2 separate regions of the Homo sapiens genome follow, and region 1 is linked to region 2. A link is an interaction called in ENCODE POLR2A ChIA-PET data of the cell type or tissue named here. Cell type or tissue: GM12878. All regions are shown on one strand. Each heading gives the region's core, and the rest is flanking DNA. Links, peaks and the distances in the headings are about the cores only. Region 1 overlaps DOK3 (docking protein 3). Region 2 overlaps GRK6 (G protein-coupled receptor kinase 6).

Region 1 (2,893 bases), core at 206-2,705, 73 kb before region 2:
TACCTGAGGTCAGGAGTTCGAGACCAGCCTGGCCAACATGGTGAAACCCTATCTCTACTAAAAAAAAATTACAAAAATTAGCTGGGTGTGGTGGCACACGCCTGTAATCCCAGCTACTACTTGAGAGGCTGAGGCAGCAGAATTGCTTGAGTCTGGGAGGCAGAGGTTGCAGTGAGCTTAGATCGCACCACTGCATTCCAGCCTGGCCGACAGAGCAAGACTTTGTCTCAAAAAAAAAAAAAAAAGTAAGATGGTTAAAACAGTAAATTTTATGTTCTCTGTATTTTATCATATTTTAAAAATCAAAAAACAAAAGGCAGTTGAGGTTAGGCATGGAGGTTCGTGCCTGTAATCCCAGCACTTTGGGAAGCCGAAGCACGTGGATCACCTGAGGTCAGGAGTTCGAGACCAGCCTGCCCAATATGGTAAAACCCTGTCTCTACTAAAAATACAAAAAATTAGCCAGGCATGGTGGTGGGCACCTGTAATCCCAGCTACTTGGGAGACTGAGGCAGGAGAATCACTTAAACCCGGGAGGCGGGCTGGGCGCGGTGGCTCATGCCTGTAATCCCAGCACTTTGGGAGGCCGAGACAGGCGGATCATGAGGTCAGGAGATCGAGATCATCCTGGCTAACATGGTGAAACCCCATCTCTACTAAAAATACAAAAAAAATTAGCCAGGCCTGGTGGCGGGCACCTGTAGTCCCAGCTACTTGGGAGGCTGAGGCAGGAGAATGGCGTGAACCTGGGAGGCGGAGCTTGCAGTGAGCCAAGATCGCGCCACTGCACTCCAGCCTGGGCGACAAGAGTGAGACTCCATCTTAAAGAAAAAAAACAAACCCGGGAGGCGGAAATTGCAGTCAGCCGAGATCTCGCCATTGCACTCAAGTATGGGTGACAGAGCAAGACTCCATGTCAAAAAAAAAGGCAGTTGACAGGAGCAAGGAGCCTGGTGAGGAAGCTGTGGCATTTGACCCGGCTGTGTTGCTATGGGCCAGGGTGGTGCTAGTAGAGGAGCTGAGTGGGAAAGAGCACAGGGGACATGCTGAAGGCCTGGGTGTGGGGATGAGGCAGAGATTGGGGGCACCTTGCAGGGTCATAGCAGGTGGCTGTGGTGAGATGGAGGAAGACACCTGGGGTACTGCTCTAGGCTGTCAGACATACAGAAGCTGGCCCAGCCAAGCCCAGGGGCTGCAAGGGACATCCTTTTGTGTCCCCAGTGATCTGCAGCTCTCAGACACCCTCAAGCACAGTGCCTCTTGCCCAGCCCAGCACTCTCAGTGGGGAGCCAGGTGGGAGAACAGGCTCGGAAGGGGACCTAGGCTTATGCAGCGAGCCGGGCAAAGCTGGAACTGGAGCCCAGGCCCCTGGATGCCCCCTGGCTTGTGGAGTTCTGGGATACTGAGGGGAGGGGACAGGGCATGGGAGTGCGGTGCTCTCACCTTTGACTTGAACTCATTCCCCAGGGGACAGGGGAGGCCTCCTCAGGATCCACAGATGCCCAGTCTCCCAAGAGGGGCCTGGTCCCCATGGAGGAAAACTCCATCTACTCCTCCTGGCAGGAAGGTAAGTTGGAGGACGTGCAAGGGCAGCCTCAGCCCCCCACACCCAGGGCTGGGTCTTTTTGGGACTGACGGAGCTGTCCTGGCCACCTGCCACAGTGGGCGAGTTTCCCGTGGTGGTGCAGAGGACTGAGGCCGCCACCCGCTGCCAGCTGAAGGGGCCGGCCCTGCTGGTGCTGGGCCCAGACGCCATCCAGCTGAGGGAGGCCAAGGGCACCCAGGCCCTCTACAGCTGGCCCTACCACTTCCTGCGCAAGTTCGGCTCCGACAAGGTGAGGTGCAGGGGTGGGAAAGGGTGAGGGGCTGACACCCTGGACCCTCCTGCTAATCCCCACCCGTGTGCCCTGTGCCCAGGGCGTGTTCTCCTTTGAGGCCGGCCGTCGCTGCCACTCGGGTGAGGGCCTCTTTGCCTTCAGCACCCCCTGTGCCCCTGACCTGTGCAGGGCTGTGGCCGGGGCCATCGCCCGCCAGCGGGAGCGGCTGCCAGAGCTGACCAGGCCCCAGCCCTGCCCCCTGCCACGGGCCACCTCTCTGCCCTCCCTGGACACCCCCGGAGAGCTTCGGGAGATGCCACCAGGACCTGAGCCACCCACGTCCAGGAAAATGCACCTGGCCGAGCCCGGACCCCAGAGCCTGCCGCTACTGCTAGGCCCGGAGCCCAACGATCTGGCGTCCGGGCTCTACGCTTCAGTGTGCAAGCGTGCCAGTGGGCCCCCAGGCAATGAGCACCTCTATGAGAACCTGTGTGTGCTGGAGGCCAGCCCCACGCTGCACGGTGGGGAACCTGAGCCGCACGAGGGCCCCGGCAGCCGCAGCCCCACAACCAGTCCCATCTACCACAACGGCCAGGACTTGAGCTGGCCCGGCCCGGCCAACGACAGTACCCTGGAGGCCCAGTACCGGCGGCTGCTGGAGCTGGATCAGGTGGAGGGCACAGGCCGCCCTGACCCTCAGGCAGGTTTCAAGGCCAAGCTGGTGACCCTGCTGAGTCGTGAGCGGAGGAAGGGCCCAGCCCCTTGTGACCGGCCCTGAACGCCCAGCAGAGTGGTGGCCAGAGGGGAGAGGTGCTCCCCCTGGGACAGGAGGGTGGGCTGGTGGGCAAACATTGGGCCCATGCAGACACACGCCTGTGTCCACCCTGGCCTGCAGGAACAAGGCAGGCCGCCTGTGGAGGACCTCAGCCCTGCCCTGCCCTCCTCATGAATAGTGTGCAGACTCACAGATAATAAAGCTCAGAGCAGCTCCCGGCAGGGGCACTCACGGCACACGCCCCTGCCCACGTTCATTGCGGCCAACACAAGCACCCTGTGCCGGTTCCAGGGGCACAGGT
Region 2 (2,893 bases), core at 120-2,619:
TCACCTCCCCAAAGCCACCTTTGCCCAGGACTCGGTATTGCCTGAAGGTGTTTTTGGTCACTGGCTGCCTGTGGCAAGGGGTGGGGAAGCAAACGCTGGCTGAGCAGGAGAGCCCAAGGCCTATGAAGAACCCCGGCGACCTGGCCTGTCCCGGCCCAGCCTTCAGGGAGCTCACCTTTCCAGCCACTTCCACTGCAGGAAACGGTTGAAGTAGATGCTGTCGAGGTAGTCGGCAAAAGGGGCCACGCTCAGGTACTCGTGGGTCAGCCTGTTGAGGAAAGGCAGGCCCAGCTCACCCGCCAGCCCCTGACACCTCAGGCTCTTGGCTTGCTGGGCCAGGCCTCCCGTTCTGTACAGGCTTAGCCCACAGGTATCGTCGTCGGCCAGTCCTCCTGCTAACCCCTGAGCGGGGAGACACACAGCCTGTGCTGAAGCTGTGGGTGCTACTGAGAGGGGAGGCAGCCTGCTCAGGTCACACAGCAGGGGCAAGGCCAGGGCTGGGCAGCTGAGCTCCCTCACCAGCCACCGAGCTGTTCACAGTCTTCCTGGCCCCCAGAAGCCCCCTCCGCTGGGCATAATTCCAGGCTTGTGGGCAGGGACAGGCTTACCGGGTGAGTTCCTGGAAAAGGTCTTTGCAGGGACCCTGCTCCAGCCGCTGGGTGCAGTTCGTCACCAGCTGCCGGGGGACCTCAGGGATGAGGTCAGGACCCTGGGAACAAGCCCCAGACAGGTCAGTGCAGGGGCTCCCTTGGATGGCTGCCCACTTCCAGGGGAGAGGGGTCAGGCAACTCGGGCTGGTGCCATGAGAGGCTGCAGGCCAGGGTGTGCCAGCCAGCCTGGTTGCTGAAGTCCTTCCTGCTGCCCACCCATGAGGCAGAGCGCAGCAGAGCCACTGGGAGGCCGCCTGGCCCAAGCCCAGCCCATACCCTGGGCTGCATGCCCGCCGTGCTGCCTGGAGCAGCTCCAGGGCACTCTCTGTCCAGGCTGTGTGTTACATGTGTCTGTATGAAGAGACCACCCTCAGAAGCCTGACACTGTGGTCACTCCTGTGCCTGACACGGGGCTCTGGTGGCTCCCATCATCTCTCCATCGCTGCTCACTCACCGTGTGGCTCAGAAAATTCTGCGTTAGCTGCCGCCCACATGCCTTCCGCTTGTCATCCGGGGTCACTTCATACTCGGCCTGCAGGGTGGAAAGCAAAGAAGCTGGAGGTCTGGGCAGGGCAAGCAGCAGGTGTGGGGAGGAGGGGCACATGGGGCCAGGACCTCGGCCACCCGCGGGGCTGGGCAGGGCTGGGCTGCACTCACCACCCCATCCAGGAAGGCGACGCAGCGGCTCAGCTCCGGCCTCGTGGCACAGAACTCTCGGAACAGCAGGCGCCCAATGGGCTGCCGCTCGCACAGGCTGTGATAGTCACGCTCTGTTGGCAGTGATGGAAGCTGCTGGGTCCACAGCCCGAGAGCACATGGGTGGGGCATGTGCCCACACCACCAGGCCCTGGGCCCCCACAACAGCTTCCAGCTCTGCAGTGTGGTAGCCACAATCTTCTTCAGAACCCTCACCACAACCCTCAGGTGGGCACAGCTGTTTTGGGGCTGTGAGGCCCAGAGAGGCTAACTGACTAGCTCAGTGTCACACAGCCGGGAGTCTGGCTCCAGAGCCCAGGCCTCCATCCACCTCCCTGCATTGTCTCCTGATTTACACGACTTGCGTATGTCACGGTACTGGGGTTGGGTGCGGTCCGTGAGGTTCCGGCCCAGCCCAGCCGGGGCCAGGCCCACACCTGCTGCCTGCCTGGCGAAAGTGCGAGAGGAAGCTGTGGCTTCCGGCAGGCTCTCAGCTGGGCCTCCTTCCCAGGAGGTGGAAGCAGCCCGGGTGTGCTCTGCGCACGTGCAGGCCACCGGGGGCCTCAGCAACCTTGGGTGCTGCTCAGACCTGGGGCCTTGGCCAAGATTGGCAGGAACTGGGGTCCTGGGCCCTTCTGTCCCCTCCCAGGAGTAACCCTGTCACACTGCCCAGGCTGAGGGCTTCTGGTCAAGGATTTGCTGGGCACCCCTCAGGGCTGGGCCTGGGAGGCTACGCCCCAGCCTGGGGGTCCCAAGGCAGTCAGTCTGTGGGCTGGCCCAGCTGCTGCTCCCTCTGTCCTGTGGGCCCTGCTCACCCTAGCTGGCTCTCCTTTTCAAAGTGGAATCAACTGCCCCAATCTGCCCCTGCCCTATTCCCGACACCCGCTTCAACCACCCTCGGTGTGACCCTGTTTGCTGTCTGCTCTCCACCCGTCCCAAGCCCAGGAACTGAAACTGGGCTGAATGGTGCAGTCCTCATCCTCCTGCTCACTGGAGCCCCCAAGTCTGCCCCTCTGCTCCGGGGCAAGGTCTCAGGGGAGGCTCCCCCGGCCCCAGCAGGGCCCCTCGCCTCAGCACCCCCAGTCTCTGCCCAGGCCTCACCGAGGCTGAGCCGCAGCTCTTCGCACTGGCTGATGTGAGGGAACTGGAGCATCTGCCGCCATTTCTTGCTTTTGCCTTTGCGATTTCCACCGCCACCTGTGGGAGCAATAGGACACTGGGTCTCGAGTCCCACTGCCTCAGAACTGCCTCTGGGTCCTCAGTGCGGTCCACGGCCTCTAGGGCCCAGCCAAGGCAGAGCTGAGGCAGAACAGCACCTCAGGCCTTCCCTCTGCACGCTCCAGCACGCCCTTGCTGCGTTCCAGGACACACGTGCTTCTCCTGCTTCAGGCTCCTGCACTGGGAGAGCCAAGAGAGGCAGTGAGGTCGCTGCGGGAGGACAGTGTTCCAAGTAGCTCCAACAATGGGTCCAGCCCCAGTTGCTTCCCGCCAGGTAGGAGTTCCCCCGGTGAAGAAAGGGGAGAAGGACGTCACAGTGCTGAGAAGTG

What was found. Peaks named below come from ENCODE experiments on the same cell type or tissue, not always from the same donor. Only the 100,000 strongest peaks of a DNase experiment are listed, where the experiment ranks them.
Region 1: POLR2A ChIA-PET joins it to region 2 with 5 read pairs; 25 of 35 experiments call an interaction of 5 or more read pairs at or near these places.

Annotation. Positions count from the first base shown.
Region 1 is chr5:177,503,685-177,506,577 of GRCh38, reverse strand. DOK3 (docking protein 3) reads left to right here. Exons shown (of 6, transcript NM_001308236.3): 4 at 1,468-1,567; 5 at 1,663-1,835; 6 at 1,918-2,893. The coding sequence ends at 2,595. Among named protein-coding and RNA genes, the nearest start is that of DOK3, 4.7 kb to the left of the region's middle. RefSeq lists an enhancer at 2,119-2,893. In GM12878, for the core only: no CTCF peak of the experiment used is centred there; no DNase peak of the experiment used is centred there.
Region 2 is chr5:177,430,522-177,433,414 of GRCh38, reverse strand. GRK6 (G protein-coupled receptor kinase 6) reads right to left here. Exons shown (of 16, transcript NM_001004106.3): 2 at 2,448-2,543; 3 at 1,308-1,420; 4 at 1,105-1,182; 5 at 609-709; 6 at 176-268; 7 at 5-68. Among named protein-coding and RNA genes, the nearest start is that of GRK6, 5.3 kb to the right of the region's middle. RefSeq lists enhancers at 936-1,055, 1,546-1,765. In GM12878, for the core only: no CTCF peak of the experiment used is centred there; a DNase peak (open chromatin) is centred at 1,644; H3K4me3 peaks cover 1,613 bases; H3K27ac peaks cover 2,162 bases.